Regions from separate parts of the Homo sapiens genome. Here all the other regions are linked to region 1. Evidence: chromatin loops called from intact Hi-C (ENCODE). Cell type or tissue: B cell. All regions are shown on one strand. Each heading gives the region's core, and the rest is flanking DNA. Links, peaks and the distances in the headings are about the cores only.

Evidence for each region. Peaks named below come from ENCODE experiments on the same cell type or tissue, not always from the same donor. Only the 100,000 strongest peaks of a DNase experiment are listed, where the experiment ranks them.
Region 2: it touches region 1 in a loop (11-fold over the local background); 6 of 110 quality-filtered maps call a loop at or near these places.
Region 3: a loop joins it to region 1, with 4 times the contacts of the local background. A loop is called at or near these places in 4 of 110 quality-filtered maps.

What each region holds. Positions count from the first base shown.
Region 1 is chr7:18,350,418-18,360,665 of GRCh38, reverse strand. It overlaps a transcript of HDAC9 not described here. Among named protein-coding and RNA genes, the nearest start is that of HDAC9, 140 kb to the left of the region's middle. RefSeq lists a silencer at 2,666-2,960. In B cell, for the core only: CTCF peaks have their summits at 2,765 (motif pointing left) and 4,331 (motif pointing left); a DNase peak (open chromatin) is centred at 4,335; H3K27ac peaks cover 2,656 bases.
Region 2 is chr7:18,605,595-18,615,842 of GRCh38, reverse strand. The region is part of intron 6 of HDAC9 (histone deacetylase 9); the gene reads right to left. Among named protein-coding and RNA genes, the nearest start is that of HDAC9, 110 kb to the right of the region's middle. In B cell, for the core only: CTCF peaks have their summits at 5,124 and 5,326; a DNase peak (open chromatin) is centred at 5,312.
Region 3 is chr7:18,587,011-18,597,258 of GRCh38, reverse strand. HDAC9 (histone deacetylase 9) reads right to left here. Exons shown (of 26, transcript NM_178425.4): 4 at 6,773-6,923; 5 at 5,617-5,743; 6 at 3,230-3,351. Among named protein-coding and RNA genes, the nearest start is that of HDAC9, 96 kb to the right of the region's middle. In B cell, for the core only: a CTCF peak has its summit at 6,332 (motif pointing left); a DNase peak (open chromatin) is centred at 6,858; H3K4me3 peaks cover 270 bases; H3K27ac peaks cover 1,332 bases.

The DNA of each region.
Region 1 (10,248 bases), core at 2,389-7,388:
GGAATATATTACTCTTTGAGGAAAGAATATGGAAATCTTCAAAAAGGAGATGAGATTGAAGTGGACCTTGAAAGATGAAAAGAATTTATTAAAGTAACAGTGAGAGGAAAAGCACTTGAAACGGTAATTCTTAAATTCTCCTTTTTTTCCACAGCAAATGGAGAGGCCTCTGGAAATTTATGGCTAAAGAGATGTTCAGAAAGTGTAGGGGAAAAGATTAAAATGAGGATAACAAGTCATAAGGTTGATGCATGTTTCTAGAAAAAGGAAAATAAAATAAGGAGAAGATACTGAAAAATATTACCAAAGGACATTGGGTCTAAATGACTGAAGGAGTACGACAGTACAGAGGAAAAACTTGAACATTTCACTTATGTAAACTAGAAAAATGATGGCACAAAGGAAGTCCATCCACTTGGTGGCAGATATGAGTTTTGCCATAAATGTTTAAAAGTAATTGAAAATGTAGGAATATACATAGGATAAGAGGTTAGGACTGGAGATTAATCTCTTAATTACAATTATAGTTGAGTCCAAGAAACCATAAAAACTTTCTGAAAACAATCTAGAACAAGAAGAGCAGAAGAGCAAGAAGTGAGGGGTTTAGAGAGGAGAATCGGAGGGTGGAAGGTGAGGTAACCGTGTCCTGTGGCAATGCTAAGGCAGAGCAGAAGGTGGTGTCAGCAGGAGCCCTAACTGCAGAGGAAAATGAGGGTTAAGAAAATGCCCTTCAGTGTGGTTAGAAAATCACCGAAGTGGCCAGGCACGGTGGCTCACACCTGTATTCTCAGCACTTTGGGAGGCCGAGGTGGGCGGATCACCTGAGGTCAGGAGTTCAAGACTACCCTGCCCAACATGGTGAAACCCTGTCTCTACTAAAAATACAAAAGTTAGCTGGGCACGGTGGTGCGTGCCTGTGGTCCCAGCTACTCGGGAGGCTGAGGCAGGAGAATTGCTTGAACTCATGAGGCAGAGGTTACAGTGAGCTGAGAGTGTGCCACTGCACTCCAGCCTGGGTGACAGAATGAGATTCCATCTCAACAAAAAAAATCACCAAAGCAACCTTGCTGGGTCCCTGGAGACACAAAGCAGGTGCTGGGGACTACAGTTACATGCAAGTTCATTGTACTATTTGCTCTACTTTTATGCAATTTTGAATTTTTCATTCTCAAGTTTTAGAAAATGTGAATGAGAGTTGAGGAAAAGCAGGTTAGTGGAAGAAAAGAAGTAAGAAGATAGTTTGGGACAACAGCAAATATCCTTCCCTCCTTGTCCCTTCACTGCCACAATTTACTATTTAATTTATTTTATTTTATTTTAGACAGAGTCTCACTCCGTTGCCCGGGCTGGAGTGCAATGGTGCGATATTGGCTCACTGCAACCTCTGCCTCCCAGGTTCAAGTGATTCTCCTGCCTCAGCCTCCCAAGTTGCTGGGTGTGCACCACCACGCCCGGCTACCTTTTGTATTTCTAGTAGAGATGGGGTTTTGCCATGTTGTCTGGGCCGATATTGAACTCCTGACATCATGTAATCTGCCTGTCTCAGCCTCCCAAAGTGCTGGGATTACAGGCGTGAGCCACTGTGCCCGGCCTCACTGCCCCAATTTAAGAAAGAAGTACTGGGCAGTGATGAACAGTGCAGGTTTTAGCATAAGGCCTTCTGGGTTGAAATATTAGTCCTACGATTTATTAGCTGTTGTCCTTGGGCAAATCATGGCAAATCACCTAATCTGGTATTAATTGAATACTACTGACTATGTGACAGGTACTTTGCATAAATTTTTTCACATAATCCTCACCACATTCTTCTAACGTGGTTATTATACCTCAATTTTCCAGTTCAGAAATATCAGTGAGGGGACAGGTGTCTAAAGTTATAGCTAGAGTAAGTGGTAAAGCCAGGAATCAAATGTGTATCTGTAAATTCTACTAATGTCTAGTTTTGTGTTCTTAAGTACTAAGTGATATAGAGAAGGAATAACCTATGGCACCATGCATTCGATTAAAAGATAAGTTCCTAACAATGATATCAAAGGATATGTAGGTATACTTATCAAGTTCTTCATGTTCTCATCTGCTCCCATATTTCAATTTTTTCCAAATTCCAACCCTCAGAGAGAAAACACTCATTCGAAGTTGCTTAAATTGCCTCAGCTTTTAAAATCAATGCCAGTTTGCATAAAATAAAAATCACAAGATATTCATGTTTCCAAAATCACTTTTAAATATCCCACTAATCATTAACTACTGTCTCAACATAGCCACACCTAATAAGCTAAAAGCTATTTATAACTTTATAGGAAAAAAAACTGTTTCTTCTACCTCCTACATAAGTGTTTGTGCTCCCAACATCAGTGGACTCAACACATTACTTCCCATTCCTAAATTGCAGGTGAAACTCAGTTGCAAGAGCATTTTTGTCTAGATCACAACCACCTTCTAAACTTCTTTGTTGTTGTTTTGTTTTGCTTTGTTTTTGAGATGGAGTATCTCTCTGTTGCCCAGGCTGGAATGCATGGCACCATCTCAGCTCACTGCAACCTCTGCCTCCGGGGTTCAAGTGATGCTCCTGCGTCAGCCTCCCGAGTAGCTGGGATTACAGGTGCCCACCACCACACCCAGCTACACCTTCTAAACTTCTGCCACATTCATATGAGCCCCTCTCCAATCCAATCTCCATAGAGAAACCAGAATAATCCTATCAAAAGCAAAATCAGATAATGTTGCTGTTTTTCTTTTGCCCTCTGGAGGCATCACTCAACCTAGAAACAAATCCAAGCTCCTCACAAAGATCTTTCAGTCCTGGCCAGTTACCTCCCCAAGCCACATCCTAGCTTACTTCTTGATTCACAGTGAAACACTGAGACACTAGTTCAGTTTCTGCAACAAGCCATGCTCCTTCCTGACTCAGGGCCTTCTCATACTCTGTTCCTCTGCCTGGATAACCCTTTGCCCAATCCTTTATGTGGTAGGGCCACCTAAGTTCACCTCCTCAGAAATTCTTTCCTAACTCTCTAGCCTAAAGTTGGCCCCAAAGGTTATATATACTTACTGACCTTTTTTTTCTTAGAATTGATTTCAATCTGTAATTATGTATTGTTATTTTTTGTTTATATACTGTTTTGTCTGTCTCCTATACTGGCTATAATTCCACAAGGGCAGAAATTGTGTTTGTGTTCTCTCCCTTCTCCTTTATTTCTTTCTCTCAATAAACAACCAAACAAGGCCTAGCACACAATTAGCAAGCAATCAAAGTTTACTGAGGAAAAAAAAGGAGAACAGAGACGACAGAAGGAAAGAAAAAGTCAATTTAACTGCTAGGATCACCCAAATACGATTTTTTTAAATCACAGCTTAAAGGTCTGTTCAGGCATTTCTCATTGTTTCTTAATACTGATTGATGTCTACCCTTTTTCACATATATATTAGATTGGATATATAGGAAGAATGTCAGAAACGAAGTAACAATAAGACATAGTGAGGGGGACCTAAAACTGTTTCAGGCTCCTACACTAAAATCAACTCCAATAAATCCTATAAGATTCTATAAGATCCTAGAATGGTATAAATTTCCAGGTATTTTTAAAATTCAATGATCATAGGGAAAATGCCATTAATCGTGGGGATGAGAAGAGGTAAGGCATTTCTTAAAATGACTTTCAGTATATACCTTAATGCTAGTTAATTTACCTTTCCAACCCTTATTTGTTGGCTTCTACTGTACATAAACTAATAATAAATAATTAAATGAAAAGAACAACAATCAAAAAACACACCAGGATGCTTATGTCTTACAACTTTAAAAATTCTTATAGATTTTAAATCCTGCATCCCTAGTTATTCATACATTGAGGAGAACTCTACATTTATCTTTTGGCATAGCCGGATTCTTCCGATGCGATCTGAAGAACTTGTGTCAGGAATTCTTATGACAATCTCCTGGGCATCAACCCTCCCCCATGTGCAAATACCGGTTTTATTCATTAACTGACTATTGTCTTTACCTAAAAATCAAGCTCTCTAAAGGAAAAAGGTTGTGAAAGTTTCAACTGAAATTACTCCTATGTTCCCCTGTAGAGAGAGCTGAAAGATCTTTCAAGGACATTAAATAGCCAGAGGTGAAAGGGAGCAACTAACAGGAAGGAAGGGAGGATTCATTCGCAGGAGTCACTATAGGAAGGTCCTCCACTGTGAGGTCGTCAGGATGAACTAAAATTGGAGAGTTCATCTGAAACAACTGGGCATTCTTGATGCTTGGGAGTTACAAGTTTGTTGTCTTTAAAAAAAAAAAAAAAAAAAAAAAAAAACCTATGTGCTGCCCTCTAGAGGCTACAAAGAATAATGGCGCCACCTATTAAAAACTGAAAGGAAAAAGTACAGGCAGGAAGAATTTGTCTTTGCCAAATGTATGACCTAACGTGTTACATTTAGTGTCATACTTCAAATTAGAGAAGTAAATTAATATCATGTACGGGAAATTCTGAATTTGATGCAAATAATGATTCTGTCTGAAGACCCAATTCTGGATCTTCCTTTTTTTCTTTTTTAGTTTTTTTACATGCATTTTTAAAAATGACTTTACTAAGGTATATTTAGATACCATAAATTTGGTCATTTAAAGGGTACAATTCAATGATTTCAAAGTTCATTTAAACCAGATTGTACAATGATCACTATAATCCAATTTTGGAACATTTCAATCGCTTGCAGTAAGATCCCTCTAGCCAGTTTATGGCTAATACCCACCCATTCCTGCCCCAGCCCTTGGAAATCACGAGTCTACTTTGTTTATCTATAGATAGGCCTCTTTTGTTTTTAAAACAGAGAAGTTTAGAATTAAATGCTTCATAACATGACAAGGCAATTCCTCCTTTTTGTAGTGCTTTTCCTTCAAAATGTCCTGCCTTGATCAGTGTCACGAAATGGGGGTTAAATCCCTCACCAAACCAAACTCTGGGGAAAAGTACCTGTAAATGCCTAATTCTCAATGTCTCACACTCTGTATATTTAACCTTCCACAGATTTGAGGGTGATGTTAAATTTGTCTCTAATGTCTCTGAAAATTCACTCTGGGTATACTTTTAGCATGCAGTCCAACAGTCCATTTCAAAATAAGCTTTCACATCCCAAGGTTTTATAAAGGATTCATGGTTTAAATATCTGCCTTCATTAATTATGAGCAACCCATTTTTAACAGAATTTTTTTAATCCTAAATTATTCACTTCTTTAATAATGAACTTATTAAAAGTCTCCGTTTTGAATATCTGAAGAACATGCTAGTTCTGGTAGTATAAAGAGCCTATGTTGAAAATGAAGATTCCCAAGAACCCAGACTCTTGGAAGGTTAAGACCAGAGGCTCTAAACCATCCTTTGTGGTAAAAATCCAGCTCTTGAATTTCTGTGTAACCCTGAGAAGGGTACTTAATTTCTCTGTACATTGGTTTCCTCATGGACAAGTGGAGATAATAAGAGTTTTTATTTCATGTATAAAAATGGTGAGAAGTGTACTTGGAGCATAGCCCTTGGTGACTGTCTGCAATCAACATTATGTGAAAGTTATTTTACCAAGGATAATTATCATCACTTCTGTTTGAGAATAAAGACTGGATTTGTAACTGGTGGTAGAAAAAATGACTGACAATAAGCAGATTGAGGATCTGTAATTATTAATTTATCATTCCTTGTATCACATCCTCTATGGCTCTTCAAGACCAGCTGTGGTTTCAGTGCATTTCCAAGCCTAAGGAACAAACCAGGAAGAATGCAAACACTGGTCTCAGAGATAACAAGTCACATCAGAGCTTACGTGCCCCGATGTGTTGACTGTCTAAAGCTTTTTGTATTGCCTGTTTTAGATCCTTCTGAAGGGCATTTCCCTCACCACATCCAATTGATGAATTGCCTTTTTCACAGAGGTCAGGTTTTGGGATCAAGGCAAAGGGAAAGTGGAGGAAATCTGGGCCTGGATAACTAAAATAAAACAAATTAGACAAAAGAAGAAAGCAAAGATAGGTATTAATGGTTTGATTTTTAAGTTCCTTTTTCTCCTAAGCAATTGATGCTTTAATTCTTACGTACAGCGCATATCTCTGTGAATCAAAACCAGTAGAGAATCAAACCACTATAATTAATATAACAAGGCCTGCTGACTCACCTCCACTAAACACAGTCTCTAAAAGCCTAAATCTGCACATTAGTTGCGATTAATTCTTCTCTCCTCTTTCAAGCACCGTAGAGCAGAGCTTTATAAATAGCAAAGTGTGTTAATTTAAACAAAATATAAGAAACCAATTTTTTCAAGGTGGTAAAGACTGGCCTGCATATTTTCATTATTGCATAATGGTTACCTTTAGCCCATAAACTACAAGGTCATAGTAAGGTCACAATGAAGTGGCAAATGTAATAAATGGGAAGAAAAGTAACTAGAGACCATATTTAAAGTGACTTTTTTCCCTAACTAGGTAAATAAATGTCCTTTTAGTATAGTTCATTCAGTAGGGCTGATTTAAAATAGGTTTTCTATTTGAATCATTCATCCACACCCTATATGATGATAAAATTTCTTTTAAATTTTCTTTTTAGTGCTTTTTTTTCACCTTAAAACATACAACCCAGAATTTGCTAAGTCCCAAATGGTTTAATTTAACTTAAAGGGTAAAGCCACCCTTGGCTTAGAATGTGCATACACTAACATTCAAAATAAAAGAAGGTGAAACAGGTCACACTGTTCAGATTGTGAAGATAACATTAAAATTGGCAAAGAAGAACAAAAATGAAAAGAATAAGTCCATGCTCTTTGTGTTTCTATAAAACCTATCCCTTACACCAGGTGGTGGTAATCCAATGCTAGGAGTTCATGATTTTAAAAAGTTGTGTACCTGCTACTTCACTATAAAACACAAAGGTGCAAAGTCTGCTTAGGCAGAAAATAGCTCGAGATCTTTCAGATCCAAATGTGTAGGTCAATGTGGTAACACAGGCCAGGCATTCTGCTGTGTTTTTCATTTATATGCTGTTGATACCCAAGATACAGCAAATAATGTCATCAATTTCCTTCAATTACCTCATAGAGGATTCATTTGCACTCAGGGAATAAAAAGGTTGCCACAGTAGCTTCAGGATCACTCAGCAGCAAGAATCGGCATTAATAACTATCCTCAGAGGCACAGAGGGAGGGAAGAAAGTCATTTACTTAACATTCTTTAATTCTTTGTGGTATAACAAGACTATGTCATGATTTAGAGCTAAAAAGCACAGTTGTTTTGCTCACGAGAAAAGTCTTTCATAACCTACACAGTTTTTGTGACACATGGAGTTATGAGATCTTAGGCTACCTTTAAATACGGTATCCCCCTGCTGAAAGCTCTCAAACAGCTTGCAGAGGAAAAAAAAAAATCCCAATATTACTTTACTCCTGAGACATCAAATATCCCATGTCTTACTTTATAAAGAAGTTTCTTTGTACAATAGCTAGATAGTGCTGAAGAAAATAACTTTTGTATGCCTGTATCATAACACAGGGTCATGTATAGCTAATTAAGCATTCTTCCTTAGGTTTGATTACATAAAGAGTTGGTTTTGTAATACAATAGCACATGAAGGTCAGTATGGTTATGAGAGAAACCTTAGATGCTATGACAAATCCAATAACTAGCAGGGTATTTGTTCATAAAAGTAAAGCATTTCTCAAAATATTTTGCTGATTTGTTAAGGTACTGGAAGATATTTTGCTGGCCGCCGAGCTGACCTTCTGCAACACCCTATATGGTGAGGCTGTTAAAAGATTTTCTTAGAAGATACAGATTTGTATTTTAGAGTAAGACAGAGACAAAAACAAGGATCATGAAATGGAGGTTCACAAGTATCTGAACCAAAGTGGGGAAAAGGGGGGAAAAAAACAAACATCAGCCAGCTCCTTATTTGCACACCGAGATTCACTAACTCTATATGGTAAGTCCTATTTCCCGTCATTTTCCCTGAATCTAGCATGCTAACCATCATAACGAAAAAGAGTTTGTTTTCACCTTTACGTTCCCTTTGAGTATTTAAAACGGGGAATGACTCACATCTCACAAGGCCAAGAATCTTTGAAATGAACTTCTGGAAAATTTAAAGGTACCTGGAGCTCCTGCAACAAATATAAGACTGCACTGCCCTCCAGAGGTGACTCCCTGGCAATTACCTTTAATCAATTAATGATAGGAGGACCAAGTAACTGTGTTGCAGTAATCTTCATTGCAATTTTAGTCCTTCTATCTCAAATAGTTTTCAAAACACAGGACTAAAAATCAGTGGCAACCTACTGTTTCCCTCTAAGCAGAATATTATATTGTCTCAGCTCTTCTATCTTACTTCATTTTGTTTGAAAATAATATTTGCTACCTCTTTGGCTAAATGTTAAATATTAATATTTTTGGTTGGAGGGCCTATTTATTCATGTACATTTTTCAGAAAAATCAGATTAAACAGACAGCCTAAGGAAACCTTAAGAAACCTGAGGATCCTCAGAGATAACTGAAGGTCACACAAAGAACAGTTCAGAAACAGAATATTTTACTGTCTAATTATGTTGTCATCACTTAACTGAAGCTTGAAGGGTGCCCACAGTTATTGTGAGAAAAATATAAACTCATTTTGAATTTTTTTCTTCTTGAGCTTTTGTTCTCCACAGCTATGTGATCTAGTTCTGTTCTGTTCCACACACACCTTCCAATAGTGGATAACCTTGTATATTGTCACTTTCCACATATTCACCGTCAATTCAAATTTTTTGAGATTTAAGACAAGGCTAATAATTTCTTGATAAAATTGTAATAACCTGTGTGTGTGCCTGTATGAATGACTCAAAACACATCTTTTAAAAGTTCTTGACAAAATTAAACATTATCTACACAGCAAATATTTATGTAGGGCTTTGCAAATGCTAACTCATTTAATAATCACAACAGCTATGCAACAGATAGTTTTACTATCATTCACCTTTTTTTACAGATGAGGCAGATTTTGAGAGATTAACAAAATCACAGAGCTGGGACATGATAGAGCTGAGATTCAACTTCAGTTTAGCTTCAGCGTCCTGGTTCCTAACTTCCTCACTTTGCTTTACATGGTCATTTAAATATATATATCTTCCCTCCCATTATAAAAAGCATTAATAAGATTTAAAATAAAGTTGATACTTTTAATATAGCTGTCTTTTTTTGTTTTGGGGGATTTTTGTTTTATTTTACAATTCATAACACATAGGAAACTTAAAAAATATTAAAACTCTGGGAGATCAAAATGTTGGAAGACAGAATGAAATTGGAAAACAAATTTTTTGTGTGATTACTGCAAATTTTACCAAGTCATTAATCTTTAAGGGGAAAAATATTGAAGCAACATGGAAAAATGTTAACTATCTTACAACGATAAATAAAAATTATATAAGTAAATCAGGCAATGATGTATTAAAGTCAGTATTACATTTTATCTTGTAAATATCAAGCAACTGTTTAGTGTTTTTGAAATAAATCATTGTGATTATGTTTAACGCAATAAAAAATAAAGCAGAAAAAACTATTTACAGCCGACTACTAAATTCATGAAGGAAAAAAAGGAGTTAAGAGGAGACTTTGATTCAATCACAGAGGCTCCGTCACAGACCTACAGTCATTTAACTTAGGCAGGGGTTATAAAATGTATTTCAGGTTGCACTTACAAAACAATGTTCTTGCACCAAGCACGGGTCGACCAGCTACCCAGCGGCTGGGTTCAGAAACTAGAAGGCCCCTGGGAAAGCAGCTCAGTAACTACAAAGCAAATGTGGTCAATGCCCAGTGTCGTTATGGGGATTAGACAGGGGTCACAGCTTCACGGCAGCACCTGCACAGCTATGACATAAGCTTATATTCGACATAAATCATATTCCCTCTGTTTTGAAAGCAAATAATAAAAGAGTTGTTCCATGTCTCTTGACCTTTATTTCTGGGAAAAGTGGATTTTTCCCTTACAGCTATGGAATGTACTAACCATTCCCAGTGGGACAGACTTAGAAACCCCGTCATAGAACAAATGTATAAATATCCACCTTCTCACTTCCAAAGTGATTTGCATCTTACACATCAGTAAAGTATTACTATTTTCTAAAGTAGCTTAAAATAAGGAGAGAAGGGAGAGTGAGAAGGAAGAAAACACACAAAGAGGATACCTGAAAGAGGAAATTAAAATACTTGTATTGATGAAGATACGTGATTGACCAGCTGGT
Region 2 (10,248 bases), core at 2,965-7,964, 250 kb before region 1:
GTTACAGCATCCACAGGAAAATAATACAGTAGTTGAATGAATTCCAAGATTGGTGCTATTTTGGAAGTCTGAATATTCTGAAATACTGGTTCTGACTAGATCAGATTTTACTGGGCTGTATTTTTAATGCATTATTTTTAGGTAATGTAGTAGGAATTAAAGAGTAGTATTAATGATATATGATCACACAGCAAAAATGCCAGGACAAAAATTTACTTAGCACTTTGCCACATTTAATTTTCTACGGTAAAGGTTTTATTAATGTATTTGTTTACTTGCAGAAGATCCAAAAGAGAAAAAAGACAAAAAGTATAATTTATTTCCTTTAAATATTTCTGTAAAAGTTCCATAGGGTATAAGTATATAAATTAAGGATTATTTAATTTAACCATAAAATACTAAGAATACATTAAATAGCCAAGAAAAGCAATTTCCAAAACTTGAATGGGAGTATTTCCCTTTTTTTGTTGCTGTTGTTTTACACATTCCATTTGAGATATTATTAAGCCAAATACCAACTCTGTGATAGGCCTATTTCTAAGAATAACTTCATTTTTAGTTTAATGTAAGTAAAAGAGGAGGGGGAACAGTTTAAACCTTTTAATTGCTTCAAAATAGTTAATCAAAATATTTTTTAATTTTATATATGACCTTTATAGTATGAGATACAATTCCAGTCTCTTACAACTTAATCAGCTAAATATAAAATGTAACCTTCCATCTGGTAAATCAGTTTAACAGACACAATTGTGCCCCACCATAACTCAATAAGACACTGAGGAAAACCATTGAAATGCTATTTCCTTTTCTTTAGAAGAGAATTATGTACAATTTCAGCATGCTTTGCATTTCTAAAAGTTAAAGTCAACAGGGAGGTATCATTCTCCTTTACTTGAGTTTCCCATGAGAAAATCAACAGCAAGTTTAAAGCTTGTGCTGTTATTCATGAAACACTCCATAATACTAACTTGGCTTTAACCAGAACATATTATTTGGCAGCTAAAACCCTTAATTAGAATTATGGTTTGAACAGATTTTCACTGAATTCAGATTCTGGAGGGGCTCAAAGAAGAACACTATTTTTCTAACCAGTTTATTCTATTTCAGATGGTTTAAATGTTGTACTTATGATGGGTAGAAAAAATGTTGTACTTAAGATGGGTCGAAAAAAGAGAATGTTGCTCTGATTCACATTTTGTTGACTTTAATTGGGATTCACCATTTCTTAACAAGTACTAAGCATCAGACAAGAAGAGAAGAAGAGAGACTCCATTCAACAAATATTTACCAAGCACTTACTCTGTGCAACGTTTACACTAGGCATTATGGAAGAAAAAAAAATACATCTGAAAAGATGCTTCCTACTTTAAAAATGAGAAAAAGTAGGTGGGGGAAAAGACAGAACTTGGTGACAGAGTGGACAAAAGAACACAACAAAGAAGACAACAGAGACAGAACTGAACCCAAAAGTCAAGCTTGCATGTTTGGGAGAGAGGCATTGGCAGAACTGAGAAACTCAGGAGGAGGAGGAAGTCTTGCGGTGTGGCGGATTGGAGGGTCAACTTCCAAATCTGTTACACTTAAATAGTTGCAAGATACCTTGGAAATGTTAGCCTGAAGTCTATGAAAAGGTTGAAGTTTAGAGATGTGGAGTTAGATCCCAAATAAAAGAACTTAGAGGAAAAAAAATGAAGGCAGTCCTGATCAACCTATTCATTTTATAGATGAGAAAGCTGGGTTAAACCCTACTATCAGAAACGACTACTGGTTAGAATGAATAAGAAGTAGGATCAAAGTCTTTAAGATGGTGACAATTGAAATAGAAAAGTTAAAAAAATAGAAGAGACAATGCAACTTTAGGAACCTCAGGAACCTCAGGTTTCATGAGCTTCATATTTAAAGGACGCGGTGGTAAAAATAGAGAGGTAAAGCAGATGAATGAAAGGGCAGCCCATGAGGTTAAAATTTTAAGGAGCATGGGTTGGACAATGGGGTCAAAAGCCACAGAGAAAAAGGAAGCCTGAGAAAAATGCACAGATTTCAGGATTTGGGAGTCCCTGGTATTGTTTCAGAACACTGATTTAGAAGAGACCAAACGCTGAATCAGATGATACACATTTTTATAACATCATAACCTAGCATAATAACTACTTTAGAATAAATGCTCAATAAAAGTTATTCTAAACTCAATCATATAGGTAATGATATCACAGTTTGACAAGAAAAGGAGAAAGAAAAAAATTATAGCCACAACACATAGTAGTAAATTTCAATGAATTTTTGTTTTTTTCTATTTCATTGTTTAGGAGAGGGATAGATTTTGAGTGTAAGCATTATAAAATCTAGAAGACGCTTACATTAGGGGTAGTTGAGAAAAATCTCTTAGAACCAGACTCTGAGCTCCTTGAAAGCAAAAATGTCCCTTAATCCGCTCTATGTGCTCAGAGTGACCACAACTTCCAGCCCAGTGTTAAGTGTGAGTAAAAATTTGCTCGCCTCCTTTTCCTTCTCTCCTGTCTCATTTCCCAAAATTAAAAGGGACAACTGTGAAAACGACCTATTTCTTTGGAACAGCTTGAATTAGAAGATTGCTAATGAAACTCTTAAAAAAATGACAAAACTAATGGACTGTTCTTTCCAATATATTCAGTTCCTTCTAATCTTTATTCTATGAAGTAATAGACTGACTGTATTCAGTCTATTATAAATATATCTATTATATTATACTTATATATATTTATATATAAAAGAGAAATATAAATATATCTATTATTCAGTCTATTATAAATACATAATTAGATATATAAATATATCTAATTATAAACATGTACAACTTCTTAGACTATAAACTTTAATAAAATTTCTTCCAACAAAATTTTAAAATATTTCCTGCTAGTCAGCCTAAAGTTTCAAATTTTAACATACCTATTTTTAAAACTCAGAAACTTTCTGTAAACATAAACTTCCTGATTTTTGTCTTTCATATTCTCCTCTTAGTATCTGCCCCTTAAAAGAGAGATGAGACCTTAACAGTCATGGTCTTTCTTCATGTGGCAGCTTCTCCATTCTCTTTCTGACTAAATATTTTCCTGTGGTCTCATGTCACTCATCTCTAGGATTTACTCAACACTATATCTGGATTATCTGATTTACTTATTTTAAACAATGGAAAGGATTAAAATGTTTCCAATGCTTACCTATGAAATAGCCAACATTTTATTCCTCTTCCTGCCTTCCGTATCACAGAGTTCTTCATCATTGAATTCTGTGTCTACTCATCTTCTTTTCCAACCCTGGAGTCTTCAGTGAGACTCCTCAGTTCTCTAATTCTCTAACATTAATATGCATATTATCTGTCCTTCCCCACCCCTTCTCTATCTGACAGTCATCTTTCACTTCTAGAGGACTCATAACATCACTGTAATAACAATAAGTAAGTATATTAATTCTTAAAAAAAGATAAATATTATCCTAGTAATAAATCCAAAGAGAAATGATTTTCTACATATGTATATGTAGTGGTAGTGGCAAACACAATTGATGTGTCTTTAAAAAACATTTTATAAAAGCTGGAGATATATTCATTGTTTTCTTATAACTGTACTACAAACAAAAGATCCCTTTTGTAATAGCCTCTATATGGAATATTTAAACCCATGTAATTAAAGTATGTCTATTATTTATGGGCCTGTAAGTTTATCTATTTCCCTTAAGAAATACAGGAGATTTGAAAAATTGTATTTTCCTTTATAGGATTAGCAAATTAACATATTTTGGCACTACTATGACATTTACAATTTCTCAGAATTCTGTCAATAATCAGCAAATTAGTTCTGAAAGTTTGTTTATGGCAAACATATTTGGAAAGCCCAACTTGAAACAGGTTTCACCTTTGAAATACCTTATTTGAAAAACTTGTTAAATATTTCGATGCAGAAAGAAAACAAAAATTTGTGATTTTAATAATTTGTTTTCCATTGAAAATATCTCTCATCATTGCTTTTACAAAGAATATCCCAAACATATGCTATTTCTAAAAAGATTTTGAACTTTATTCATCATTGGACTGAAGTTAACTTACAAATGACACCACCTAAACTGTTATAAGTCACTACTTTTATCAGGATAGATGCTACATGGTACTTAATTTTAGCAAAATTGCCATTCTCAATGATATTAGATATCACTTATTCGTGTTCAAAGAATAAGTGTTAAGGGTTAAGAGACCAGATTCTGAAACAAAACTCGCTGTCTTCAAACCTGGCATTGTACATACTGCCATAATAAAGAAAATCAGACCTTAGGAAAGTTAGTAAACCTCTCTGTGACGGTTCTCTCATCTATAAAACTGGTGAGAAATAATAAAATCTATTTCTAGGATTATTGCATAGAGTTAATAAGATATAGGTAAGATGCCTAAAATGGATCTAGCACATAGTCACCAAAGTTATCTATTCTACTATATAAGTCTGTTAACATTAATTTTCTTCAAAATTATTATTGAACAAATATATATTATTCTTGCTAGTTGTGATCTCAGAATCCACTGATTACCCATTTATTCCTGACCAAATAATACCCTAAAGTAATGTGCTGTTCCCTTATCAGTGTTTTACTATGGAAAAACACAGTGTGGTGTCTAAAGTAGGTTAAACATCACTGTCATGTAATAAATCATTATGCTCTTCTTGCTATTACATTCTTTATTCTCCAAATATGATTTATATTACAAAGGTCTCAATGCATTTCTCTGGAAAATACAGCTTTCATCTCATAAATCTTACATGATCACCTATTATAATGTTTCAAAAAACGAAGGATTTCACATGACTCTATTGTGTTGTTAGCAGCGGTTTTTAAATAAACAGGAAAGAATGTAATAGGAAAGAATATATCATTTGCACTGTTGAGGCCCCCAAAATAAAACACAAATCCTGCTTCTGAATAAACTTGATTATTATGGAGGTGCAATGTGTACATGGGAATAGCACAGCAGCAAAGGCAAATTAAAGGAACGGAATTGTAAGATTTCAACATCACTGTTTTGGGGCAGAAAACATAGAGGATTGGGAAAAGTTTCCTTTGAGTTGAAGTGCTTACGATGGCTTGTGAAGAAAGGGTAGACAATTTATACTTGAAAAGTCCACTTAGGAAAGGCCAAGCGCATTAGTGAAAATCCACACAAAACTCTAAACAGAAAAGTTTATACATCAAAGCTGCCCATTAGATGGATGAATGCTGGTTAGGGTTTTGCTCTTAGTCCAGGTTATTTGAGAGGTAAACTGCAAACTCCATCTAAACGTCTAGAGGGCGCAAGTGAGATAAGCTGTCCGAATGAGATGGTCCTGGGAATTTATCAGAATGACCGGGGAAAGAGTGTTTGTTTTTGCTATCGTTGTTAAACTGTGAAAAGGTGAGCCTAGGCTTGCTCTGGGTTATTGTCAAAATTTGGAGGGAGAGCATTACTGCACATAAAACCCAGAAGAGGCAAGACTGGAACTCATACTTCCAATAACAAAGTTTAAATACACTGAATTGATAACATCATCTAAGCAGCTGGACACTAGGAAAATTCATTTAAATGACCCCCTCCAAACACCTCCCACTTTTTAAACTAAACTAATTTGTATTTGGTGCTTGCTTCTTAAAAATTAACGAGTTCTTAATCCAGTCTATCACTGATGGACATTGGGGTTGGTTCCAAGTCTTTGCTATTGTGAATAGTGCCGCAATAAACATATGTGTGCGTGTGTCTTTATAGCAGCATGATTTATTACCCTTTGGGTACATATCCAGTAATGGGATGGCTGGGTCAAATGGTATTTCTAGTTCTAGATCCTTGAGGAATCGCCACACTGTCTTCCAGCAGCCATAAAAAATGATGAGTTCATGTCCTTTGTAGGGACATGGATGAAGCTGGAAACCATCATTCTCAGCAAACTCGCAAGGACAAAAACCCAAACACCGCATGTTCTCACTCATAGGTGGGAACTGAACAATGAGAACACTTGGACACAGGAAACGGAACATCACACACCGGGGCCTGTCACGGAGTTGGGGGAGGGGGGAGGGATAGCATTAGGAGAAATACTTAATGTAAATGACAAGTTAATGGGTGCAGCACACCAACATGGCACATGTATACATATGTAACAAACCTGCACGTTGTGCACATGTACCCTACAACTTAAAGTAAAATAAAAATATATATATATTTAAAAAATTAACGAGTTCTGAAAATATAATTCTGTTTAGACACTGTATCTTCTTTAGGTGATGTGACTTAGAATGCTTTTACTAAGACTTGTGTTCAAACTCAGAGGGAAGAGTTTGCTGTGACTGATTAGTGAACTCTGTCTTGGACACCGAAACGGTTTCACCATGATGCTTATGCCACACATGTGCCTGCCTTGGTGTATACTTGTGCTGTCCTACATGATAATCACTAGACACAGGTGGCTTTTTAAACTTAGATTCAAATGAATTAGTTAACAAAATTAGTTATGAGCTAACTAATACATTAGTTAACAAAAATTTAGCTCCTAAGTCATACTAGCCACATTTCAAGTGTTCAATTTCAAGTGGCAACATGCAGCTAGTGCCTACTGAATTGAACCATGCCAATATAGAACTCTTCCATCAAATTATATTTGGCAGTGCTGGTCCATACTATTTTCAAAGAACCACATATGTACAGCTACAATAGGCTAATGCATTCTCTCCAAGAATTTCTCTTAATTACCTCTGTATTACCTACTTCAAAATATATATAATGACATTAAAATATGCATTTTGAAATAAAGATATTGAAGGCTTACAACCAAAAAAATAATAATAATAACATCTTAATGTCTTTTCCCAGCTATATTCCTCGGGTGGCTTGGATCTTTGCTTTCACTCAAGAATGCCTATAATCTGAAAATATGAAATAGTAGTTCCTCAAGAAGTACGGTGGTTCAACTGTTCAACTGCTGAATTAAAGTATCAATCAATCTATTAGGAACCTATTACATGTGCCTCACTATGAAGACTGTGAGCTCCTTAATGTCAGAAATCCTTTTTTACTTATACTGGTTTATTTAATATTTATGTCCAGGCCCAGCACAAAGTGTGGTTTGTCAAATAAAGGAGGAAGATGTTACAAGCATTATATTCTCAGATATTTTTATCATCTAATTGGGATGAACAGGATAAAAACAACATTATAAAATTTAATATCTCATAATTGACAAAATTACCAGCTTTTATAGCAAAAATTACAATGATATGAGAATACAGATAAGGGAAGTGTTAGAATGAAGGTTCTATGAAAAATAACTTTAGAATTTATCTTGTATATGAATAAGTGGGAAATAATGGAGGAATCACTGTGAATATTGAAATAAAAATGCAAATAAGAGGCTAAAAAGCAAATAAATCTATAAAACAGGAGGCTGATACACATAAAGCAAAATAAAGTCACTTGATAAAAAATCTTACATGTCACGTCAAACTGTTATTATGTGCTGCTTTTAATAATAACATGGTTCTTAAGCCAGTCCCCCTCCCCTCCCACTCCTCTCTCCAATTTCTTTGCCATAAAGAACACTTCCATTTTAAAGTAACTGAGTTAGAGGCTGAAAATTTAAGGAAAATACAATCCCAAATATTTCATCATTTATTTTCTATCTCTTAATTTACTTCATTAGGTAAGTCTAAAGACATATAAATGCATGCATTTGCATGGAATATTTCCTCAGTGTTCTCAGTTCTATAGTTGTGAATACTATAAATTAGGAATCATTTTTCAATAAATCTCATGATTATACAACAGATGGCTAAATGCTTTTAAAGTCTTAATTATTATTTTTTGCCATTTTCTCATTCCAATCTTATCTAAAATGTCCTGCCTGTTCTAAATGAGCATTTCATGAGGAGTGAAAAATATGTCATTAGACTTTTCTGCACTTACCAGTTATGATTAATTTGAGATACCACTGTGCAAAAGCATGGTCATTTATTTCTTATATATTCTTCAAATCATTAATATATTTTTATCACACCTCTTTATGAAATGCAATTATATATTTCCTTCTTAGTTTCATATACAATCTTAGGAATCATTTGGTCCATTTGCACTTAACTGAAAAAACAGAAATCTAAAATCATGAAGCACTATGCTCATAGTCATGTATTAGTGACAAGGTTAAGATTAAAACTTAAGTCTCCTTTTGCCATTCTAGTTCTTCAATAATTACATTATATGGCTACTACTAATATTTCCTGTCACTAATGCCATACTATTATTCTTAATAATTCATACTGGCAATATGTACTGAGACCCATGTCACACACTGTACTGGGCAGTATATTTTTGCTTACAATAACACTGGAAGGCAAATATTTTCCATATTTGCTATTTGAAGAAACTGAGGCTCAGAGAAATCCTGCACTATGTGCAGGTCACACAGCTCTCATCAAAAGTGCCAAGCTAGAATTCTCAGCTTTGTTCATCTAATGCCAAGCCATGAAATTATTTTCCATGCTTTGTCTTTCTAGGCTACCTTAGCTTTTCTGCAAGCAAAATATTTGAGTTAGATTTTCGAAGTTCTTACAAGGCTGACTCATTATCACACAATTGTCATTTGATACTTGCTCTTAGCTCCAACTACTTGTCATACAAATTGCATATGCAATCAATGAAACCAGCTTCTCACTTACTGAACTGTGAAATTTAAATCATTTTGTTCATTGATTTGAAACTAACATACTTAACTTTTTCATAAAAAATTTTTAGGATTATTAATTTCTACTATGTTTGTTATTTTAAAGTAAAAAATGTATAAATTATACATTTGTATTATTTCTTTATCATGAGGAATCTTAGTATTCTGGACCATTTAATTGTTGGGTAAATACTATGGTAATTAATCAATTACAACATTTACAAGTACCTTGTATACCACTAACTCCCTGCCACCAGAAAGCACTACTAAACTATAAACATCCATGAGAGCAATTCAGATTTCAGATATGTTAGTTTAAAAAATGAGTATCTTAAAATCAACTAAATATGTTCTTTTGAAATTGCCAACTTTTCATAATCTAAATGATTACATCTATCAAAATGAATGCTTAAAAAGTAAATTATTATCTAGAAAAAAATATTACTTTAAAAGTGAGTCTTATTTTGAAAAGAAGCTAAAATTTTCTAATTTGATACAGGTCAAAAATTGGTTTGATTTTCATACCTTGCTAAATGGTTTAATGTTATGAAAACAGTAAGACAAAAATCGACAAAAAGTCCTTACAATTCCCAAGTCTTGCTTACAAAATGTGACTTAAAATAATTTCAACCTATTTTCTCTCTCTCAGTTTTTAGCATATGAACTTGTTAATCATGAGCAAGCTGGACACTGATGTTAATCTTTAAAATAAATATAATCATTAATTTGTAAGAATAATATTGCTCAAATATGAATTTGTCACCTCAAAAAATGAAAAAGTTGAGTTTTAAAAAGTATTTTTAATGTTTTACAGATTTAAAAGTAAGTGGTAGTCTTCTGGTTTCATTTCCACATGTGAAGAACTGGGAAATTTTCACTCCCAACCTCACCACAAGTAAAAAGCTGAACAAAGTAAAAATTAAAATTATTTTCGTAGATCTATCAGAGAATTAAGGTTGCAGGGCAAACTGCCATGCTAAAATCTGGAGAAATAGGAAAATACAGAAAATCACAGCTGAGTTCAGCTTACAGTGAGCAGAAGCCAATGGAGTCAGTAACGAAGAAATATTTAAATGAGGTAATTTTAATGAGGTGTTGGAGGCATGAATTGCTGGAGGCTGAATGTGAACCAGCTTGAGAGTTAAAAACTCCAGGGGCAGCCAGGCATGGTGGCTCACACCTGTAATCCCAGCACTTTCGGAGGCCGAGGTGGGCAGATCACAAGGTCAGGAGATGGAGACCATCCTGGCTAACACGATGAAATCCCATCTCTACTGAAAATACAAAAAATTAGCTGGGCATGGTGGAGGGCGCCTGTAGTCCCAGCTACTCGGGAGGCTGAGGCAGGAGAATAGCGTGAACCTGGGAGGCGGAGCTTGCAGTGAGCCGAGATCATGCCACTGCATTCCAGCCTGGGCGACAGAACAAGACTCTGTCTCAAAAAACAAACAAACAAACAAAACTCCAGGGGCCCAGTCTCAGAAGAATCCTACATTTTCATGGGTTTTACTTCCAGGAACCCAACCAGTTTCTCTCAGTGAAT
Region 3 (10,248 bases), core at 3,295-8,294, 240 kb before region 1:
GTAAAGCCTTTGATGTTGTTGTGAAAGGAGGAGAAGTCACTCCATTCTTACATTTTAAAGAAAAGTGAATTGGAATGGGCATGATTAGAGCCAACTTTTAATATAATTCCATGTTTCTAAAATGCCCAAATTCTAGGAGCAACTATCATTCTCCTAAGGGGAAGGAAGTAAAGGTCCACTTTGCGTGACAAAGGTCAGATTTCTGCAGGCAAATGAGGTTTCTGTAGTTAACTGTTCCCGGGTTATCACTGTCTGGGGAAGGTCCTAAAAGGTCAAGAGAGGTTTCAAATTGTGCTCACTGCTTAAGGGACATCCTAGGGCTATCTCAATCAATGTAAGATCATTAGGACTTTTCTAACTCTGATTCCAGTTTTACTCTCGTAAATCTTGCTTGCTAATACATATTGCTGATGTAGATTTAAAAGAAACTAAAATAGTATCATACATAGATCAAACGATAGGATACACTCATTTAACAACTTCTTTTAACTCTAAGATTGAGTTCAATGAAATCCAAGCAGACAAGAGAGGTTTAGAATCTGGCTCTAATAACAAAGCGTCACTCTACAGTAGCTGGGCTGGTGTTTACACTCTATGATCAATGACACTCTTCCAGATTTCATTTAGTATGATGTAGCTTTACACAAGCTATCTTAAACAGTTTCCCCAATCATCACATATGTTTTATTATGGTAAAATTTTATTGTTCGCTTTGTTTGTAAATACTTTTGAGTCACTGAAATACAATAAACATTGAAGTAAAAATTATTTGACAACATTTCAGTGTTATTCTTTTAGTGCAAATATATGTCTAAATTTTCTCATAATGGAATTGGAAATACACCAAATGGATTATATTTATAAAAGCTGAGTGTTCCACCTATTTTGTAATTAATGAAGGGCATCTCTAAGTATTTTAGATAGAGTATAGAAAGCATCTGTATTTAATTACATCTTATTTTTCTTAAACAGACAATTGGAATTGAATTAAGGAATATTTTAAAACCTCTATAGAGATACTAAAGTATTAATGGCTGTTCAAGAACTTTATTGCTACGATGCTTGAAAATGTTTGGTTTTACAGATCAACAGCCAGACACTTCATAAATATCAGATTTTCAACATAAAAGGAAGAAACATGAAATACTGATCAAATACAGAAAAAATACCTCTAGAAAAGACCAGGGATTTTTCACTATTATTATATAGCACATAATAAGGCACAGAAAATGTCTTGCATATTTGTACAAATCTAAATAGGGTTTGTAACATATATATCCTGAGAAGGATTTCTTTTTAAATTGTGTTGTGGATTGAAAAAAATCTATGAGAATAAATTAACAGCTTGTTATTTATTCTTCACAGAGGAAAAACCTTAAGCTGTTCGCATGGCAACAGTGGGACACAAAGTATGGGTTTTTAGTACTTCTCCTTAAGTATTAAAAATATCAGATTTTCTCACTGGGTGCTTAATGTTCCCAAATGCCACTTCTTTTCAAAGTCAGTTATCAGTTCTGCAGTCAGTTTTCAATCTCCCAGTGGTAAGGATATATTCAAAGGCTCTGTGCTCAGCAGGATAGAAGTCTTTCTCTGTGAATGTAACTATATCACTCATCAGTAACCTCCTGCCATAAGGGGAATCCATATTTTTCTTTCCTTTTAGTAACTCCTTAGATTCTTGAATGCCATTCACTGCCCTAAGACCTGGGGTAGTATCTGCATAATCTCAGTAAATAGCTCCTACTCATGCTACTCACAAATAAATGTCAAGCCTGCAGATCAAAGTCCCCACATTCTAAAACTCCTGTCCTTTATGGATCACTTTTCATAAACTATACTCATGTTTTAGAAATAACATAGAGGCTCACATTTTGCTTTCTTTCATCCTAGAAAAGTTTATTTATAAGACACTCTGATTTGCAGATAATAGGGTGGAATTCTGATGCAATACATAAAACTCAATTATCCTTGCCTTTGCATAGCCTTCTATTAAGGTATTTTATAATACTTATCATCTTTTAGTAGAAATGCAAAAATATTTGGGCTATTTAAATTAAAAAGCCACAGGTTGTTTTGCAATAGTTAAACATCCTTTCCTAGTGCCTTCAATATATGCTAGATGGCGAATAATAAATTCTTATTCATAACTGATTTTATTTTAAAATCTTCATTATGCCACAGGTAAATTATATGACAAAAAATAGCTTCGGCATGTGTTTTTACAATCTATATTCATTTTAATTTCTCAAAATTGCTTGGGAAAATGAATATAATTATTTGAAATCATTTTCACTCTGCAGATTTCATATATAAAACAAATAAATCTATACTTCTTCAAGTAGATCTGAGTCAAATACAATAGACCAAGCTATCTTACATGAATATCTTTTCAGATCAGTTGTGGAGATAAACATTTTTAAATTTACTACTGTCTCTAAAGAACTATATTTGGCAAACAACGTTGAGATTTAGAATAGAATGTACACAAATGCTATTTATATGTATATCTAGTTAAACATTTATTATAGCAGTAAAAGCATATAAGACATTAAATATATACATATCAGAATGCTCAGAAAGGAGATGAAGATGGAACAGCAAATACAATCCTTAGAGCCACAGAACTGTTTACTAAATTCTAAATAAAAGCTTAATTGCGCTATTTCCCCTAACTTCATGAGATTATCAGATATAATTTCACTCTGAGTTCTATTATAATCCATGAGATATTAGGCTAGTCACTTACTCAGAAGGTAGCTTTGGCCTTACCTGCTTTCACCACAAAAACAATTAAAATTTAAGGTTTGTAAAATATTTATTGGAAAAATTAAACTTTATTATTCTCGTTTTTGTGGTAAATGGTTGAGGTACAGCAGAAAAACAGGACAATGAAAGATATTACAGAGGCCCTATCTAATGGAGAAGAGTTAGATTTTCCGAGATACGAAATTTTTATTTTTATTTATTCCTAGTAAGAAAATAATTTGGCTAAAGTTCAAATATGATAAACTTTTAAACTGAAAAAGAGATATTTTGATTATGTCATGAATCAACTGATGCAGAAATAAGTAGGGTATGTGTGTGCATTGTTTGCTTATGCTGGGGGCAGGGGTGGGGAGGTATATTATCTACGACTCAAATCCTTTGACTTTCTTCTAGAGGTGTGGCAAAATGAAACTTACAGGTGTGTTACAGAAGAGCAAACAGAGTTCCTGTTAAACCAACTTACCAGTTTTTCGAAGGGGGAAATCATCCTTTGCATCTTGTGCTCCTGGTAATGTGTACTTGTAGGATGGAGATGTTCCACTAAGGGGTGGAGAGCTTTGATCCAATGATGTGTGGTGGGCAGCCCTAGAAAAGACAAGGAAGTTTCACTATTTACTTGGTAGTTTTTACTGCATATTGGTCAGCAATAATCAGCTGCACACGCTGTACACGTGCCTCAGCTATGTTTATGCTCTTTCTCCTTAGTGTATACAAACCATAGCCTCACATAACCAAGTTCACTGTAGCAGTATGCTATGGAATGATGCAGGGATCCTAAGGATGTCCAGCATGTGTTTGGTCATACAGTCACATAGAAAGTTTGCTTCACTAAAATAATTTACCAAGAGTCTGAGCTTTTGACAATTTGAGATTACTGCCTATGTTCTCTTAAGAGCCACCCTAGGGGAAAAGTCATCATCTCAATCCTTTCTAGTCAACAGTATAAAACAATCAAGGTAATAGTAAACATACGCAAGGACTTCATTTTAAAAAATTGCTAGATAGTACATGTGAGTACATGAGAGTAGCCTTTTTTACTGAAAAGACAGGATTGTGCCAACGGACTCCCATCTCCTGACTTCTGGGGCAGTTTCAGTAGTAAAGAATGGGGATCACATTCTTTAATATGAAACCAATTTTTTTAAATGTTTTCTTTTTCCTGGGTGAATACAATCTAAGAGATGCAACTGTGCTGCTGGAGAATAGTTTATAGGACTGAATATTGACTATCTAGTAGATATAAATATCTATAATTACATATGTAATGAAAACAATGAACAGGACATAGTATCACCATCACAATGATTGTTCTACCAGTATTATTTATTTAAATCATATATTCTTAAGACTTTATTGGTTTAAGGATATTTCTTCTAGCTATAACTGGCAAAAATGGCATTAAATTCAGATTCTATAAATTAATCGTTTGTGGTTATCTGCAGTTGGACTCTACTGAAGTTCAATTTCATAAAAACAAGGTAAATACTGCTAAGTAACATGTGAGAGCTATGCTTAATATTACCTAAGAGAACAGCTAATGAACTTTAACCGACAAATTCTTTGCATGTAGCTGTTTCTCATTTAATGCTATTATCTTTTCTTAGAACAGACTTTAATTTTGAATTATGAATTAGCTATAAATTATGTGTGTAGTTTTAGGTAACAAAATCGTGTTTCTTTTTAAATCATTCGTGATATTGATTGAATATTTGAAATTGTTTTTCAGAGATTTGTTTTTCATGTCAACTGATATACATGACAGAAATTATGAAAATCATTAAAAAGTATTTATAAAACATTATGGTATCTGTCTGTTACCTGTTTTGGGATGCAGAGAAGGGCGGATACCTATAAAATAGCCTTATAAGTACATTAACTCTTTAAATAGAACTCCCAGGCTGCTTACAATATTAATATAACAGAGTAATCAAGTACTATTCCTATCTTTAATGGTGTGAGGGATTGAAAAATATATAAGTGTAAAAATATATGGTCATTTGGCAAACACTTCTAAGAAAGAAATGAAACTATTATCTATTAGTTTATTATCCATATATGATTTGCCTATCAGTTCTTTGCCCTGAGTTTTAAAATCACCACATCCTCTATATTTTATTGAAATATTTGTGTATTGGACTTACAGAAATACAGTTCTATAAAAACCACAATACCACAGTGTATTATGTTGTCAGGTTGTGTGTCAGGAGCCAAGCTATTATTTTGCTGTCTGGGAAGAAATGAAGTGAGGTGGGCAGGGGTAAACTATTCACTGAAGACTTAGAGTTATTTATTTAGCAACCTCTCAACTTCCCTTCCCTACCCTCCCTTATCTTCCTTTCTTCCTTCCTTTTTTCTTCATTTGAGACAAAATTCTACTAGATTTTTGAAAATAGCTCTGACCTCCATCTTACACCAAGTCAAGTGTAATAAAATCACAATCTGCTAAACCTTTTGAAATTACTATATAGATACCAAATGCACCAGTTGAGAATGGAAAAATGCAAAATACAAATTTCTTTGCCCACCTCACATTTGTCAGTTATTCATTCATCAAAGAACATATATACTTCCTTGCCCTCAAGTTGATAAATGCTACCATTTATTTAGCACTTCTCTCTGTTATGTACCTTACCATGTTATTTTATAGGACCGTGCCAGCAACCCTAGAGGGCATGCACTATTATTTTCCTCTTTTTATGGAGAAGGAAACTGATCCTTAGAGAACTGAAGGAACTTGCCCACAGCCAGACAGCTGAGAAATGGCAGGCTAAGGATGTGTACCCAGGTCGGCTAAATACAGAACCTGTGTTCTTTACCCCAGGAATGAAAACAGCCAAACACTGAACATACGTGTACCAGAGCTTGGGATGGCGGCTCACGGAATGATTTTTTCCATTAGTTGGAGTGTCTTTCGTTGCTGATTTACTCAGTAGGAACTCTTGAAGCTTCTGCTTTACTTCTGTACTTGCCACTGCCCCTGAAATACACACACACACACACACACACACACACACACATACACACACAGAAACAGATGTTGATGGTGAGTTTTGTCCTCTCATGCCTCTAGAATATTTGACAAAGATTAAGAAGTAAAATCGCTGGTCACAGCACATAAAGTTTTCCTATTAAAAGAAGAAACCACAGTCCAAATATGCTTTAGAAAATAGTACAGTAATGCTTTATAAATACTACTTAAATTGCAAATTTTCAAAAGACTTTCAGCTATTTCTTTAATTACTTTTGCAAAGAGGGAATTCCCAAAATCAACTTTTTTAAGTTTAAAAAATACTGCAGAGGAACAAAACACTGTATTTTAATAATCAAGTTATCTTGAGGGATTAGATCCATATTAAATCCCTTAAACACATTAAAATAATCTTTTCTGAGTTGCTAGTTTGAAAACCTTAGTTTTTAAAAAAACCCTTTGAGCATTAAACAAATAAATATTGCTGACAATTCCAGTTCAAGTCATCAAATTTTAAACTTTGCTACGACCTGATTTTGAACTGACCTAATACAGGGGAATTATTTGGATCTGTCTCCCTCTTGTGGATAGTTCTTTTGCATGTGTTATGTCTTAAATCTTCTCAAAGTTTGAGTATGCCAAAACTAAATGGAGGCAAGGCTTTACTTAGAGAGCAATTATTACTTGGCCAGGAGTAAGGAAGGCATAGTCAGGAGATGTGGATACAAGCTGATTATTAAACAAGATGGCATATATTAGACTGCTTTAGAATTACATTATTTTTAAGGTTCAAAACAACAGAAATCAGCACCTTTGCCAGATAATGTTACGTTTGCTTCTTGAGACGCTCTGCAGACTCAATGATGTGAGCTGGTATGTAAATGTCAAAACTTTACAGTTGGGTCTGTAATCTATGCTTTTAATTAAACACAGATAATTTTGACGAGTCTAACCGCACTCTTTATCAGGCTTTGTTCTGAATAATGATCAGCTAACGATGAGGAAAGAGAGTCCATCGTTTACCCTGGTGCCTCTTACTTTCTCGTCCTCTATCTTTGCCTCTGAGAGGAGGAAGCTGCTGTTCTCTGCGATGCCTCTCTACTTCCTGTTCTTGCCTCTGCTGCTCCAGTTTCTGCTCCTTTTCTAGGAGTTCTTGTTGCTGTTTTATGGCTAGAAGTTCCTGTTGCAACTTGCGAGAAGAGAAAGACATGAGAGTGTGCAATTTCTTTAGGCTTCATAGTCATCACTGACCAAAACTGAAATGTTATGAGCTTTTGGAACTTGTTTGTATTTAGTTCATATTTGTACCCACTTTTTCTGTAAATCATTGAAATCTAAGGACAAGCAACTAATGCAGTGAAGGTCTTAACGTCATCAACAGGCAAGTTTTAGGTAGCTCCATTATCTGTGCATCCCTATCAAAACTAACTGTTAAATTCACTCAGGTCTTCCCATTTCCTTTAATTAAATCTTTAGTTCCCTTAATGACTTTTCTTTGAACATACAAACAGGAAAAGGTAGGGACTGCCCAGAAGCCTATTTTACAAAGTCCCTCACATTATAAATGAACAACTGAAATCTTCCATTCTTAGCCTAAAAAATGGTGTAAAAATAATCAACGCAAATACAGAATGGTGAGATATTAAATTAATTTGGGGGAAGTTTACCTGAAGTAAACAAATGCTAAAAATTTCAAAATCTTACAGAGCAAGTTCTCAATAGACTAATGCAATGTATATATTCATAATATGTAGAATATATTATATACATATAGTCTCTCAAAATATCAAAATAGCAGAAGCTTTATTCTTTCATTCAGCACATAAAAGCTTTTAGATTAAAGACACTGGTCAAGAAGAAACCACTTCCACAAAACTTCATTTTAATGCACTATTGTTTAGCTTTCTGAATCCCTTGAATTCACTCTCAAACAATGAATGACATGAATATGATGCATTCTTGCACTCTTTTTTATTTTTATTTTTATTCTTGAGACAGGGTCTCACTCTGTTGCCCAGGCTGGATTGCAGTGGCACCATTATAGCTCACTGCAGCCTCAATCTCCTGGGCTCAAGCGATACTCCCACCTTAGCCTCTTAAGTTGCTAGGATTACAGGCATATACAACCACTCCTGGCTAATTTTTTAAAATTATCATTTTTAGTGGAGACAAAGTCTTGCCATGTTCCCCAGGCTAGTCTCAAACTCCTGGCCTCAAGTGATGCTCCAACCTTGGCCTCTCTAACTGCCGGGATTACGGGTGTGAGCCACCTTGCCCAGCCTGAAGCATTCTTTTTTAATAGCCATCTTGAGATGTCTATTTCCACTCAGACTGAGAAATATATATCTATGAACTATAGTAAATGTGCACACTGAGGAGTAACTAAAGACCTTGAGTTCTCCTTAGGTTCTGACATTAGTAGATATGAAATCCGGACAAGTTACTAAACTACTCGGAGCCATACTTCCTCATATGTAAGAGAGAGAATATCTCTCTTCAGCCGCATATTCATAACGTACATAAAATTTAGTTTTTAAGTTTGAACCCTACTGATTTTAATTATTATTATTATAGGTTGGGCATCCCTAATCTGAAAATCCAAAATCCTAAATGCTCCAGCATCTGAAATAGTTTGAGCACTGACATGATGCCACAAGTGGAGAATTCCATACCTGACCTCATGTGATGAGTTCCAGTCAAAATGCAGGCACACAGCACAAAGTTTAGTCAGCTTCACCATGGGAAAAAAGACCCTTCCAGCCCCCTTTCAGCTGCAATATATTTTTTTCACACACGCCCAGATTCCCCCACATAAGCACACCCACAAAAGATAACAAAATGGTGTGTGTGTGGGCAAGACATGCCAATGGCATGTTCCTCACATTCAGACTCAGCAACAACAGTGATGCCAAACAACCAGAGATTGTCCACATGGGTGGCTGAGACAATGACACCTTTCCTTTCTGATGGTTCAATGTACCCAAACTTTGTTTGAAGCACAAAACTATTGGAAATATTGTATAAAATTACCTTCAGGCTATGTGTATAAGGTGTATATGAAATATAAATGAATTTTATATTTTTGACTTGAGTCCCATCTCCAAGACTCTCATTATGTACAGATATGTAAATATTCCAAAATCCAGAAAAAAAAATCCAAAATCTGATATATTTCTGGTCCCGGGCATTTCAGATAAGGGATACCCAACATGTGTTTGTAACTTTCAATACTAATGAAATTAGTAAATTTTGTTTTTTACATTAGGTGCCTAAAACTCTTGATTTTACACCAAAAAGTAATAGAACAAAAATAAAAAGCTATTATATGGAATGGCATCAGAGTCACTCTGGAGCAACAGGAAGCTAACTCTGTATATCAACCATAATAGCCTTATTACTCCCAGAAGGACATAGTTAGAAGCATTTCTGGTTACTCTTCATATTAAAATCTTTGGTGTTTTGGCTTCAATACACTCCCTTAATGGGTGTTATTATTCCATTGTAATGAAATAATATTCCATGGTAGCAGAAGGAATGCTTAAATTCTGCCTTACTGTTAAATTCTATATAGATACTTGGGTTGGTCAAATTAATTTGGTGCTTCACCCAAAGCCCCAATGTATTTGAACTTTAATCTTTCATAGGAATCTAGAAAAGCACACAATTTAATTACCACTACTATTCATTATCAAAGATTGCATGAATGAGGTTTAAAACAATAGAAAGAAATAAAACTTTAGCCCTCTATTGCTAGATGTTCTGGCCCATGAGAGAGGCAGGGCAACTTAAGAGCTTTGGAGGCAGACAGGGCAAGACTGTAAATCTTGGAGCAACAATTTATTGGCTATGTAGCCTTGGAAAGGTATCATTATTTTTCTCTACCTCAGTTCACTAGGTGGAAAAATGGAATAACAGCATCTAACTCAACAAATGTTGATTATTACAGAAGCTAACGATTCAAAAAGCTAATATAAATAAAGCATCATGTAATGCATCTTTCTCATAAAAATAAAATCTTAATGAAAAGCATCAACTTTTAGCTTTATCCATAAAAAATACAAGACAAAACAAAATAAAAATTCTAAAAATCAAAAAACTTCCTAATCTGAAAAAGTAATATTAATTATGTCTTTGGTTTCTAAGAAAACAAATTATTATTTTGGAAAATCATTTTAAAAGCTAAATTTTCCTTTTAGCTATCTCATAATTCTTTTTTCTCACAGGAGCCACTTTTCCAATATTTTCCAGATGTCAATAAACCAACACTATTGTTTTGCTTGTGCCAAATGAACAATTAATTATCTACTTGCTACTATTACCTTTTGAGTAAAATTAAGCAATAAATTTCTTTCTAAACAATTTATATTAACTTTATAGCTATCAAAGGCAGCAATATAAATGAAAAGAAGTATCTAAAGCAGTAACTTATCAGTATTGCCCTGTATTTAGGGAAACATGTCTCACTTAAAGCAGCAAAATGAACTACACAGTCCCTTACATCTTAAAGTATGGTG